2 separate regions of the Homo sapiens genome follow, and region 1 is linked to region 2. A link is a contact called in ENCODE Hi-C or POLR2A ChIA-PET data. All regions are on one chromosome and are shown on one strand. Each heading gives the region's core, a stretch centred on a gene start or an enhancer-like site at or near the end of the contact. The rest is flanking DNA. Distances are from core to core; before and after follow the strand shown. Region 1 overlaps AOAH (acyloxyacyl hydrolase). Region 2 holds the start of AOAH-IT1 (AOAH intronic transcript 1).

Region 1 (7,034 bases), core at 2,047-4,546, 37 kb after region 2:
GGTAGTTAAAGATTGACCCCTGACCTAATCGGTTATGTTATCTATAGATTACAGACATTATATAGAAAAACACTGTGAAAATCCCTATCCTGTTTTGTTCCAATCTAATTACCGGTGCATGCAGCCCCCAGTCACGTACCCCCTGCTTGCTCAATCAATCACGACCCTCTCACGCGCATCACTTTAGAGTTGTGAGCCCTTAAAAGGGACAGGAATTGCTCACTCGGGGAGCTCGGCTCTTGAGACAGGAGTCTTGCCGATGCCCCTGGCCGAATAAATCCCTTCCTTCTTTAACTCGGTGTCTGAGGAGTTTTGTTTGCGGCTTGTCCTGCTACACTACAACATTGACAGCACTTCGGAAATACAGACACTATCTGAGATCCAGAGTCCAAAGTCAGGTTGCATTTGAATGTTTGAGGTACTTTTAATATTCAGTTTAGTCTGAAGGCCTTGGTCTAATTCTCCTAACAACAGTCTAGATTTTAACACTGGTAATAGCAAACTATTAAAAATTGATATGAACAGTTTTATAATTACTAGACAAAAGGTGCAATAGAATACTATTATATAATTGCACAGCTGTTTGCTGTCAAAATTCAGCCTGATGGCTGCAGCTGTCTTTGCCATTCATTGTGTAGAAATTGGGGTTAAGTGGGTGGCAGATGATATAGGGGCCCCTAGAATTCCTCCTGGTTAGACTGAGGTTTTGATTATCTGGTCTTTTCATTACATAGTATGGGAAAGACCACCCTTCTCTTACAAAGAGAACTGAGATGGGCCCCGAGCAACATTGTATGAGTCTTGCTTGCCTATTTGCCAGCCTCCTCCTTTCAATTTGAACTTTGCTAGATAGAGACAAAATGTGGGCTGTTATTAACTCAGCAATACATTTAAAATATTGCAACTGGCTGCATCTAATCCCATCTAAAATGAGAGTCTCAAATCAGGGCTGTCCCTGGGGACAGGAGTCATGCAGCATCTTTGCTTTGCAATCTATTTAACCGGCTTCCTGAGCTTCCCCATGCACCAGGATGTCAAATGAATGCAGAACAACAAACGGGTTGAATAAAGAAAAATGGGCTGAATGGGGTAAATGGAAGGTCAAAGTGGGACAGTCATCACTCTTCTGTACACAGCCAGGCTGAAACTGAATTTCTGTGTGGCAAAGTGCTTTTCAACCCTTGTCGTGTATTATATTACCTGGGTTTAATTGGTCTAGGGTGGGGTTTGGATCTCGGCAATTTTTATAGGCTTCCCAGATGATTCTATTGAGCGGGTGGGTTTGTGATCAGGGCTGTCATTTGTAACTGCACAGGTTGTCCACTGTACGATCCCAATATCCGCATAGCCTGTGACGTAAATGGTGCTCCCCAAAGTTTAGTACTAAGGAGGCCTTGTTGAAAGCTACTGGCCTAGTAGAAAGGGTACTGAACGTGGAGATAGCTAGCTCTGGATTTAAACGTGGGGTTTCTCACCTACTAGCTATGTGGGGTGAGCACATAACTTAACCTACCCGAGACTCAGTCCTCTCATCTATAAAATGGGGCTGATGACAAAAATACTCTATCTATTTGAGAATGAAATGATTCCATAACTCAGGTGCTCTTAGATGCTCGATGCTCTGCCAAATCCATGAAATGTTCCCTCTAGGATCCTCTCATGGCCTCATTGAGATCCAGGCTTTATCTGGAATGTTTGATCTCCTTCAATAATGCATAACTGTTTTCAAGTCTGAATTCTCACCAACCGATAGGCTGTGCTGAAATGATATGGAACCTACTGAGTGCAGCTTTCTGTACCCTGGCCAGGTCTGAAGTTATATCAGCCATCACAGTGGAATTATTAATTACTCTCCGAGCAGTTTTTTCAGACACACTTATTTGCATTTTCTGTTTATTTTTGCCTTGATAGCTGTAATCTGGAGAGCAAATAAATTGGTGGAGGTTTCAGAAGAGTATTTTTATTGTTGAATTGTTCAGTAGAATTTTTTTTTTCACTTCTCGCGAGTAATTGTTGGAATCCTGCCCCGTGAATTATGCTTGCAATTCTGGTGACAGAAGTAAAAAATTGTAAAATCCTAATTAGGAGTTAATGCCAAGGCAGTTTTTGCTACTGAAGTAAACAATGCCTGGAGAATACGTTTTTAGGGGTGTGTGGAGAAGAATAAAATACCAATTGTATTGTTCTCCATTTCTGCTCAGAGTTCTGAAGGGGGTGGTCAAGAGTTTCCTGTGGTCTTTTAATATCTTATTCAACAACTTAAGCAAATTAGCTCAACGGGCTACTGTTGGCCCTTAATTATTCACTGAATTAAATAATGATTGTCAATGCAGACATTGTGATTGATTAATCAGTTATGTAGAAATGCCTACATATTGCCTGTCACTTAACATGTATTTATTGGCCTTGTTCATAAAAACCCATAGGCCCTCCATGAGCAGAGTTGCCAGATAAAATATTACACTAGATATACTAAAACACTATTCGTTGTTTATCTGAAATTCAAATTTAACTGGGCATCCCATATTTTTACTTGCGAAATCTGGCAAGCCTAGCCATGAGGGATTTTCCTCCCTTTTATTTCTATGTTGCCAAATGAATAATACCTCAAATGTAGTGTATCAAGGTGAATGATGAGCTAGCCAGCAGGGAGAAGCCAAGGACGAGGTCTTTGCCCTCCCATTGCCCATTGCTGATGGATGCTTCCTTACTGCCAGTATCTTTGGCATTGAGGATAATGTCGTGCTTTAAAGATCTACTTTTCTGCTTCCTTTTCAAATGGGCTGATTTGCAACCAGGGCCTAAGTCAAATACGTAAGCCTGCGAGAACTGATCTGAAATAAATATTCTATCTGTTGAACGAGAGTGTTATTACACAGAGGACAAATTAAGGAAACATGAATAAAAATTATGATAACTAACTCACATTTATCGAGGACTTGGTAAGTCCTAGCCAAGATCCCAGATGCTCTCTGCACTCTCAACTCTATCAGTACTGACACTGGAGGACGCTATTATCATCCTTGTCTTACAGACAAGAAAACTGGGGCTCAGTGAAGTTGAGCACCGTGCTTAAGGTCACATTTTTAGAAAGTGGAGAAGCAGGAGGATACAGCCTCCTCCAAGACGGTCTACTGGAAAGCAGCAGTTCTCAACTGGGGGTGATTTTGCCTTCCAGGGGACATTTGGCAATGCTGGGAGGCATTGTTGGTTGTTGTGACTGGGGAGGGGTGGATGGTGGTGCTGCTGGCATCTAGTAGGTAGAAGCCAGGGTTGCTGCTGAACACCCTACAAAGCCCAGGACAGCCTGCACAACAAAGGATTATTCTGCCCCAGGTGTCAGCAGTGCTGAGGCTGAAAAACCACACTGTAGTGAGAAGGCAGGAAACACAAGTGGAAGCAGTTCACATTCCTACTTCCATCCCCACGTAGCTATGGCATGTTGCAGGCTTATATCCGGAGTAGTCCTTGCCTTTGGGATGTGAAAGCCGGGGCCAGTGAGAGAGGACATGCCAAGGAAAAGGCTGGCGTTCTACGTGCTTAGTGCTTACCAGAATCGGGGACTTCTTGACAATTTGTCTTGCCTTCTGTAGTGTAAATTTCCATGTCTCCTATAAAAACAAAGTTAGAGAACATTACAACTCATGTTTTATCTTTTCTTCCTACATCTTTTCTAAAATTAGGATATTTAAAGTCCATAAGTTTTCAATAAATGAACCACTCCATAAATTTGTAATAAAATAATTCACAAGAAGGCAATTTCACATTAATAGCTCTTTTTATTTTGGGCTTTGCTTTGTGTCAGATGCAGTGCTAAGCACTTTGGAAACATTATCTTATTTACTCTTCAAACAGCCCTGTGAGATACGACCATTTCATAGACGAGGAAACCGAGATGCAGAAAAGCTAAGAGATCTCATAGGGTCTGGCAGAGAGGCAATCTGAACCTCTGCTTCCTGACCCTTCTGCTACGCTGATCTCCATAAGCAACTTATCCTGGTGTCTAAAACCCCCCAGCAGGAGGCTGTCAACAGCCTACTTGAGTGCCTTGTGCTTTGGCAGTGAAGAATGGCTGATTGTTGCTGTGCAAGCTAACACCTCATCTCTCAGTCACCTCCTCTTCCCCTGGTTGGAGATCTCCTGTCCTCTTTCAACCATTTTGAGAGCATCTAAGTGCATCTTCCAAGGGTACACACATTGCGAATATAAAGAGTTAGCTCATTACTACCAGTAATGATTGCTGTGAAACTCCAAAGAACACTGTGTTTGTCTATTTGTGGAGGGGTGGGAGAAGAGTAACCCTGGGCTGGGTGGGGAGGAGGAGGGTTTTCTCTCATCACTACTTCCCAGAGCTTTCAAACCCAACTGAATGTGCATGTCCTGGCCCTGCCAAATCCCTCCTGGGCCTGCTACCTGTACAGCCCTGAAGTAATCTGCTCAACAATTGGAAAGCTCTGTCTGCTGGCTGCTAAGAGTGCGTGTTGATGACTCAAGAGGAAAAGATGCTCTTCAGGTGGGTTTGGTTGCCAGGATGCCCTGCTACGGTGTATGTTTCTTAAAATATTGAAAGACTACTGTGCCAGTTGGTGAACAGCTGTGTCCCTAAGCCCCTGAGAGTCCTCCACTCTTGCTCTGACCACCCAGCCTCTTCCTTGGACTCTCCCAGGCCTCCTTGTGATCCGTCAACTATGGGGCCACTGTGATAGTCCCACCCAGTGGGCATCTGCAGGCTGTGCTCCAACTGCACCCAGTATCCATTCTGATTAGTTGGCAGTAGGCCAAAAGAGCTGATCCCAATCTTCACTTTTAAAACATGACATCTTTAATACAAAAGCTGCTTAGAGAATGACCCCATTCAAAAACTGACCTCATTAAATGCACTTTTGGCCTTTTCTGGAAATTCTAGCAAACCCTAAAATTCTCCTATTGTATAAATTAAGATTCTCTGGCATAGTCAGTGTAACAGACACCAGATTTTCATGCAAACTATTCTTATGGTGACTTTGTGGCTACTTTTATCAGCAAAGAGCTCATTCCCCACATTTTAAAATGTGAAGGTGGTAGTCCTCTGCCTCAATCATGTGCCCCTGCTTCTCTGTCTCAGAAATAGTCCTTTGCATTCTCAGGCCCAGTTTAAAATCTTCAGAGCCTCGCACAGTCCTTGAGGCATAGTAGGTGCTCAGTAAACATGGAAATAAAAGCAAAAGAAAATAGTTACGATATTATGTTAAACGAGGAAAATAGGCTACCAGATTTTATGCACATAGGAAAAAACCTTGCAAAGGAATATGTTATAATAATGATGGGTGATAACTTTTTCCTTTTTGCCTTTTTCTGGTTTTCTAAATTTTAAACAATGAATACCAATTCAGTAATAAATGCTTTCAAAAAAGAGCTCAATCCATGTTGTCTTGTTTCTTGTTGAAGAAAATGATGTGCTCCGTGCACTGATATGCAAGTGAAGGCCCTGGGGATCTGGTGGTGAACCCCACGGTGAATGACATAGACATCCCTTCCCTCCCAGAGCTTTCTCCCTGGCAAGGGGACTGACCTCGAGCAAGTACAGTAAACAGAAATAAGATGAAGCAGAGAGAGGGCTGAATCCCTTTGAGAGAACCAATCTCATTTTAACCAAGCTCGGTTCTCTGGGGCTCAATGTTTGTTGGGAGGTAATGACAAGCTATGAAAACAGGATGTGGCAAGTGCTGCAGCAGAGGCTGTGCTGAGGCGGGATGGGTGGCTTGTGTGTCCTCCCGGGAGGTCTAGGGTGGGTTCATCTGGATGTGGCTGGGTTTCCGATATTGGTGCACATGGGGGTGGCAGCAGGAAGCCAGGGCCGGGGCTGCAGGGAAATGCACCAGCTTTTGCCAAGGAGGGGGAGTCGAAGCGTCCAAGAGTGGGAACAGAGTCCTGATCCCAGATGGACATCCAGACTCACCCATTTACTCAGCACCCACTTCCAAATTCCAGTCACAATAACTGCTAGGAAAATCTGGGTTTCTGCTGGAAATTGGGGATGGGTAGGACCCACAAACTAGAAAATTAGAAGCATTTCTGCAAGATGCAGTTTGGGTAACATCAAATTGAAGCAAAGAGGGAGCAGTCAGGCCTTTAGCACTCTCAAAGGTGAAGGCTACATGGGGAGTGAGGGAAGGGACCCTAGGGTAGAATCCCACCAGCACCCTTGAGGCCGGGGCAACAGGGGCTTAGCCAGCACAGACAGAGTGGCTGTGTGTAGGGTGCAAGTTTAGGTGTAACAAAGATGTGGAGGCGTGCCCTTGGACCCAGGGTTGTCTGCAGCCTTTGTCTCGGCGGCACTCACCACTGCCCCTTGGCAGAGGCTGTCCCCATGTTTAGGGATGGCAATCTGGTGGTGATGGTGACAGAGTTGTCCTGCAGCTGCCTTTGCAGGTACTCTACCTAAGATTCAGAAAATGGCAATTGACTCTACCCAACAATAAAGTGAATAGTGGAGGGAAGCTCCAGAAGCCACCACTGGCTCCAACCCTGGGCATCACCCAAGGCTAGAGAAGGACCCCAGCCTGGCCGACTTGAAGCCGCTGCAATGAGGTAGAAAAGAGCCTGCAGGAAGCTCATGGCCTTGAGTAGGTGGGGAAAGGTGAGTAAGTCAGAGATTCCAGGCTCGGAATAGCTGTGCACAGGAGCCGAGGGGGCACAGGTGCAAAGGACAATGGTTTACATCACCCTCAGGGGTTGAGAAAGCTTCTTAGGGGACCTGCAGCTTGAGCTAAGCTCCTACTCAAATCCCTCTTCACCCCTAGAAAGTATACATCCTCCCTACTTTACAGCGCAGTCCACCCAGAGGTCAAGCACCTCACGTGATCACAAAGGTAGGGGCAGACTAGAGGGAGGTCTGCTCAGGAATCAGGCCCAGAGCTTTCAGTCTTCAAGACTCATGCATGGCTTTCTTGTTTACAGTGTGCCAGATCATAATAAAAATGGAGTTTCTGGCCTTCAAAACTGGCATCACAGGGATTCACCCGGGAACTGCCATTCTAGAAGCCCCCCCTCCT
Region 2 (6,646 bases), core at 98-2,597:
TAGCAAAAAGAGAATGTTTAAGTCCTATCACATTAAACACTAAAAGCCTTATTCACGCAACATTATATCCAAGATACTTCAGGCATTTGAGGCAGGAGGAATGCAAATTAAGATTTTCCTCATCAACTCCTGCTTATTCCTCTTGAGCATTTATGTTCTTAGGAAACTCGTTTTAAATGTACCTTAAATGTACATATGTGAAAAAGACTGAATATTTACCAAGAAAAATTTTCCAAACTTAAAGAGCGTGAGCAACCTAGTGAGTGTTAGATCACTACCGCATTGCTTCAAAATTTCTTCTGACCTTTATCAATGATAGATATTTATTTTTACAGCATAGTTGGCACATGTTTACTATTTTGTGTAATAGTTTCATTTAACGTTTCCCTGTGTGTGGGTATGTGTGTGTGTATTTCCATGCATCGAGAAAGCCCACTGGTTCCCATTTTTGATGGATATTTAGTAAATACAATAATTCGAATTTGGTAATATTTTAAGCCCTAATGTCAGCAAGCAATTGATGTTCTTAAAGCTTTGTTGTGTGGGAGAAAGAGAGTAATGACACCAATCCCTCATTCATCTGATTCTGCCAGTCTTCCAGCAAAGCAGGGAGTATCCTCAGTGCCTTTCCTTCACTGTTTACATTTGGGCTCTCTCCATCCTGCACTGCTGTGGACAATCTACACAGTATATTCCCTTTTCTATTACATGTACCTGCATTAGACCTGAATGGATTATTTTCAAACAGTACAAAGTCACTTGGAGGAATCTAAGTAACTGCTGTTGGAAAAAGATAAAAAATGTCATCACCAGTTAAATAAGCATTGTTTTATCCATTCCCCAGAATTAAAGTCTCAAAGCAGATGGGGGATTGTTACTTTACCAAAAAAAGAAAATAGCTCTTGGGTTGGTATTTTTAATAACGCTGGAGAGTTTCAAGGCCCGGGAATCAAAGACAAGGGCTACCTGCTTAGCGTTGGAACCATGGGTCTCCCAGTTCCGCTAGTTGGCTCCTCCTCCGTCTGTCCTGCAGTGGCGCTTGCAGAAGGTAAGCAGGGTTCCTCCTGCTTTCTGCCTCTCAGTCCCACCGTGCCACCACACTGCCTCCCATCTGCTCAGGTCCCCACCGCTCCCATTACCTTAGTGCCTTTCTTGTGGGAGCACCACATTATGCAACTTTCAGAGCCTTCCTTGGCTTTCACACACACTTTCCTGCCAGACTCCCATTTCTGTAGCCTCTGCTGCATGAATCTGTCCTACAAATAAATGTCTAACCTACTCATGATGCTTGGATGTGCTGTTTCCCAGATAACTTGCATTAAGCGAGAGTGGGGAAGAGAACTAATGCGGGGTTCCCCTTATGTGCCAGGCACTGAGACAGGAAAAACTTGCACAAATTGTTCAATTCAATTACACAACTCTGTGAGGCAGCCTTCCTCCCTCCTCTCCTCCCTCTCTCCCTTCTACAAACACTTTAGAGCAACTACCATGTATCAGATTGGATATTCCCTCTAATAAAGAACAAGTATTCACACCTCAGACAAACAGCAGCAAATTAAATGACCAACCCTTAACCCAGTGAGAGGCTCTGGGAGGGCCCCTCTTATGATGAGCACCTTCCCTTGTTGATTCAGGCCCCTGGAGGACTTCTGTGTTTTCTGTTGTTGAAAGAATCCCTTATGCAAGGCAGCGCAGGGCCCAGGACTGCTCTGGTCTGAACTCAGATATGTCTGGCCTGACATATCCCGGGGAAAGGCCCCCGGGAGACGGCGCACACCACTGCTTGGGATGACTTGCCAAGGTCATAGATCTGGTAAATAGTAGGGCTGGGATTTGAGCCCAGGTTCTGGTGGAACAAGAAAGGGAGAGGTGTAGAGCAGGCCGGGTCAGCACCATCCTCAGCTTCCCATAGCCCACTTGTATCTGGTCCTTGCTTTGCCCCCAAGCTGCCAAATCCCATAAAATCACAAAATGGGCCAAGCTGGGCTAGATAGTCCTTGAACGTGAGGCTTCCTGGTTGCCTGTTTAGGGGGCAGTCTCCCAGATACTGCTTTGGGTGAAAAGTTCTGAAGTCCACAGATGATTTGAGAGCTGCCGCCATCTTTTCCTTCTCTCTTTCTCTTGTATGGAGACCGTGTCTAATTTATGAAGAGTGCAGAATGAATATTTTGGGGAAAAATACTGAAACCATATGTGACCCTACACAGAAACCCCCACACACCCTACTCTTCTGCACCCAGGGCCTGTCTGGCCTGACATACCCAGGGGAAAGGCCCCCGGGAGATGGCGCACACCACTGCTCTGGAGGTCTGCCTTCCAGTGGGGTCTGGCAGAGGAAGTTCTGGGAGAATAGAGAGAGGATATATCATCTGGTTTCTGCCTCTGTCATCTCAGGCTTAACTAGATTAGGTAGCACAGTTCTCATAAACTAAGGCTTTAATATAGACAACTTCAAGAAAGTAATTTAACTCTGTGCATTTGATTTGTAAACCTTATAATCTCCCGTGTGTGAGATGAGTCTCATATTGAGGGAAAGTCCCTGTGGCCCTATGATTCATTATACACACAGAGGCACACAGAGGAAAAGAGGGAGGGAGAGGGGGGAAGGGGAGGGAGAGAGAGAGAAACATCAGGCACCAGACTGTGCTGGGCACTCTGTTGGACTCCATACCAGGCAGCTGTGGGCTCCTTCTTCATGGGACTCACCGTCTAGAGGAGCACAGACAATAAACACTTCCCATCTGGGTAACCTGGAAGTCTTTCCTTAATCCTTCTGTGCTTCAGTTTCATTACCAATAAAAATAGCTTAATAATAGTACCTATCTCATTGGGTGGTTGAGAGAATTAAAAAAGATAATCTATGCATGACGTTTAGACTTGTAAGAGCTCAATAAATGTTAGTAGCATTAAGGGCAGTCCAGAGTACTGTGTCAGCACATAGAAGGGACATCTGCCCCACATGTGGGGCTTTCAAGAAAGGAGTCTTGAAGGAAGTCTTATCTAACGTGTGAGTCCTGGAAGGCTAGGAAGAGAGAACCAAGCACAGAGGGGCCAGGGGGAAATAGTTCCAGTATTGCTAACACCGCATGCAAAACCTCAGGGCTAAATTCATCATATCATATCCAAAGGAGACCAACAAACACCAAGTATTACAGTTACACATTTTCATGTAACAGGTAATCCCCAAATTTAGTGACTTAAAATGTACTACACACCAGCAGATCAGTAGCAATAACTACTCAGCACCTGGTACGATGCTTATTCGATGCACATTCAACTTCAGCGAAATAAGTCACTTTCAGGGAAAAAGTAGAGCCTTTCCTCTTTGACCCTCTGCCAGTACAAAAGCTTATGGGGGCAGTGAATAAACAATCAAATAAAAAATTCTAGCAAAATATGACAAGTAAATACAAAGAGGACAAAATGGCAAATAACACTCCATGTTTCATCATTTTGCTTGAATGCAGCTCTTTTTATTTATTTATTTTTACCTTGTCAGCTCCTCTTAGTTTCTTTCTTTTCCTTTTCTATTATTTATTACTTAAGCTCTAACCCTATGATTTATTTATTCAATGAATGAGTCGAGGGATGCATTTCTCTCACTGCCGCATACCAAATGAGAACGCATTGTACAGTTAAACTCTTTCTACTGAATTCCCTTCCTTCCATTGTTTTTTTTTTTTTTCATCCCCTAGGGTGATTGAACTTTTTTTTAGATACATAAAAGCAAGAAAACAAGAGTATAAAATATCCTCCTCATATGCAGAGATAACCACAAATCAATTCTTTTCTAAGGCCATTGAAACAAATTCTTCCACAAACAGAAAAAAAAAAATTCCTCCAAGGGCCTGAAATGAGCACGAAGAGGTACACGTCCTCAAAGCTGACTCTTCTGATACCTTTGATTCTGTAAAAGTTTAGTCATTTCTACAACAGCCAGACTGCAATTTGTCTGGGATGTGGGTAGTTTTTCTTTTTTGGGGGTAATAACTGGAATTTGATACCAGAAGAAGTCCAAGGTCAAGTTACAGAGGGGAAAGTGGAGAAGACCTCACTGGGGCCACCTGCTCACCAGGACTGACCTGGGCTCTTGTTCCCCATGACCGTGATCATAAATGATGATCTCATTTTCTTTCTCTCCGCTCTTTCACTTTATACCAAGAGGCTGTCCCAAAACCTTGCCATTCCACCCCTCTGGGCATACACATCTGCTGGCCCTGGGTGACTGCAGCAACCTCTGGCCAGGGGCCCTGCTTCCTCACTCTCTTCCTACATCTTCAGTAGTGTTTCCCAGAATCTCACAGGGAGCTTCTTTAAAGTACAGATCCTGATTGGGTAGGTTTGTGGTGGGGCCCTAGTATCTCATTTTGAATAAGTGCCCTACCTGACTGCAATGACTGGCCATGTAGGGAAACCCTAATCTGCAGGCTACTGTAGCTATTCAATGTCATCCTCCACCACAAGGAACCTCCATGTCCCCAACCTCTCCTGACAGCCCTCCTCTCCCACCCCCGTCAACAATCTGGGTCCCCTGAACCTACCCCTATCCCCGCAGACCTCCAGGTCTCACCACAAGCTCTTCCTCCAGCTCCACTGTCTTGACTGCTCAGTTGCTAATCAACAGACAAGGGTTGGTTACATCTGGACTTCCTCTCAGAGCCTTCCTCGCCTGCCCCGGCCTTTCTCTCTTAGGTGTCCTCTTCTAGGTCTCATGGTAGCTTGTGCATGCCTAGCTGACTGCACCTAACCCTCTAGCACTAGGGCAGAGGCTGGCAAACTTTTTCTGTAAAGGAATAGACAGTAAATATTTCAGGTTTGCAGGCCGTTTGGTCTCTGTTGTGACTGCTCAGTTCTGCTGTTGTCATAGACAATATGTAAGTGAACGGGCATCGCTGTGTTCCAATGAAACTTAGTTTACAAAAGCAGGGAGGGCAGTGTCTGACCCAAGGGCCATAGTTTTCTGACCTCTACTCTAGGATCCAACAGACTTAGTTTGTATCTGGGCTCCATGTTTAACCTTTTGTCAGTTAGCTAAACTTGCTAAGTCTCAGTTTCTTTATCTATAAAATACATATAATAGCAGAGTCATTTCAGTATTGTCTTAGTCCATTTCCTGCTATAGTCCATATTCTGCTATATTTTCTCTGTCTATATTCTGCTATAGCAAGATACCTTATAGTGTAATTTATAAACAACAGAAATTTATTGTTCACTGTTCATGGAGACTGGGAAGTTCAAGATCAAGGTGCTGGCAAATTTGGGTCTGGTGAAGGCCTCTGCTTCGTAAATGGTGCCTTGTTGCTGGATTCTCACATGGGGGCAAGGGAGCTCTTTTATAAGAGTACCAATCCCAGCCATGAGGATGGAGCCCTGATGACTTAATCCCTTCTCATCGGCCCCACCTCTTCATATTAACAGTGGGTATTAGTTCCAACATATGAATTTTGGGGGGACACCAACATTCAGACCATTGCAAGTATTAAATAAGATAATGTTAAATAGGATACTTGGTGTTTGGTAAGCACATGGTAATATTTGCTTTCTATTATTATTATTAATTATCGTGAGCTTATTTGTTTATCTTCCCAGCTAGACTTTACATTTTTTGAGGCTGAGCCGGTGCTTTTCACCTCCAGAGCCCCAGTTATCCACCTTTATCTATTTCTCTGTCTTTAATAATAGAACAGTGATAGTTGGGCATAGGGCTGCCCAGCCAGGGACTGCACTTCTTAGTCTCTGTTGCAGCCTGGTATGGCCATATGACTAAGCTCTGGACAATGGGGTGTGAGAAAGAAGTGATATTTGCCACCATCGTGCCAACTTCTCCCAAGGGATATGTGTGCCTTCACTTGGTCTTTTTTCTTCCCTCCAGGTGACAGGTGGCAGGATTACGGGCAGCTACCTCAGACCCCAGGATGGAAGCTGCATGTTGAGAATGACCTAACTTTCCCCCAGCCCTGGACTGCTTCCCTCTGGATTACTACATAAAAGGGAAACACTTCCATCTTAAGTCACCAAATTTGGGACTCTGTGACCACAGCTGAGCCCATATCCTGCTCTGTTAAGAAGAGCTGATGCATCCACTCATTCTTGTTGGCTCTGAAATATATGTTACCAACATGAGACCATGACCTCTTTGCTGCTTTCTGCTCCGCTTTCCTTTGAGCTCTTTAGCGGTCAGGCTTAGTGATGCTATCCTCAATTTCTGCCTCTGGAATCTTTGGACTTTGTACTTCATGCATGCTCTTCCTTATATTCCTGCAGGAATTAGGTCATCACTAATGACCTAATTTAGTGGTTTAGCTCATCACTGTGCCCTAACTCCCAACCATTTCCTTGAGTGGAAATTCTGTATGATTTCCCTAGGAAATCATATAGAAGCCAGTCTTGCCTCCTAGACGTTTGACTAGAGCTGGGCTGGATAATCTCTGCCTACTCCCACTCCTCCTAAGGAATTGCATGGAAGGAATTAGTTGAAAAAACAATGAATGAACAGTGTATGACAATTAATTCCAACCACCTAACATTATTTTTAAATGATGGAATTTTCTCTTTCCACATGCCAATGAACTTGAGATTCTAGGCGTTTCCCCTGTGATGAGTAATTTCATGAGCTCCATTTGATGGCTAAGGAATGTGGGGGAGA

What was found. Hi-C counts contacts between places; a loop is a spot of excess contacts on that map. ChIA-PET counts read pairs that join two places held with the same protein, here RNA polymerase II (POLR2A). Pooled maps may share reads with other maps.
Region 1: a loop to region 2 is called in a pooled map, with 2.0 times the contacts of the local background. The contact joins the enhancer-like site here to the promoter of AOAH-IT1 in region 2. A Hi-C loop is called at or near these places in 2 of 168 maps with a recorded cell type or tissue (CD8-positive, alpha-beta T cell and naive thymus-derived CD4-positive, alpha-beta T cell) and 5 of 50 pooled maps. POLR2A ChIA-PET finds 5 or more read pairs at or near these places in 8 of 52 experiments (CD4-positive, alpha-beta T cell, CD4-positive, alpha-beta memory T cell, CD8-positive, alpha-beta T cell and 4 more).

What each region holds. Positions count from the first base shown.
Region 1 is chr7:36,634,300-36,641,333 of GRCh38, forward strand. AOAH (acyloxyacyl hydrolase) reads right to left here. Exons shown (of 21, transcript NM_001637.4): 5 at 3,552-3,611. Among named protein-coding and RNA genes, the nearest start is that of AOAH-IT1, 38 kb to the left of the region's middle. Within about 2 kb of position 3,297, at least 2 of the 41 ENCODE cell types and tissues checked have a DNase peak (open chromatin) inside an H3K27ac peak, as active enhancers do; they include CD8-positive, alpha-beta T cell, where a contact is called at or near this core.
Region 2 is chr7:36,598,773-36,605,418 of GRCh38, forward strand. It overlaps AOAH-IT1 (AOAH intronic transcript 1), which reads right to left and starts at 1,348. Exons shown (of 3, transcript NR_046764.1): 1 at 971-1,348. The region is part of intron 11 of AOAH (acyloxyacyl hydrolase); the gene reads right to left.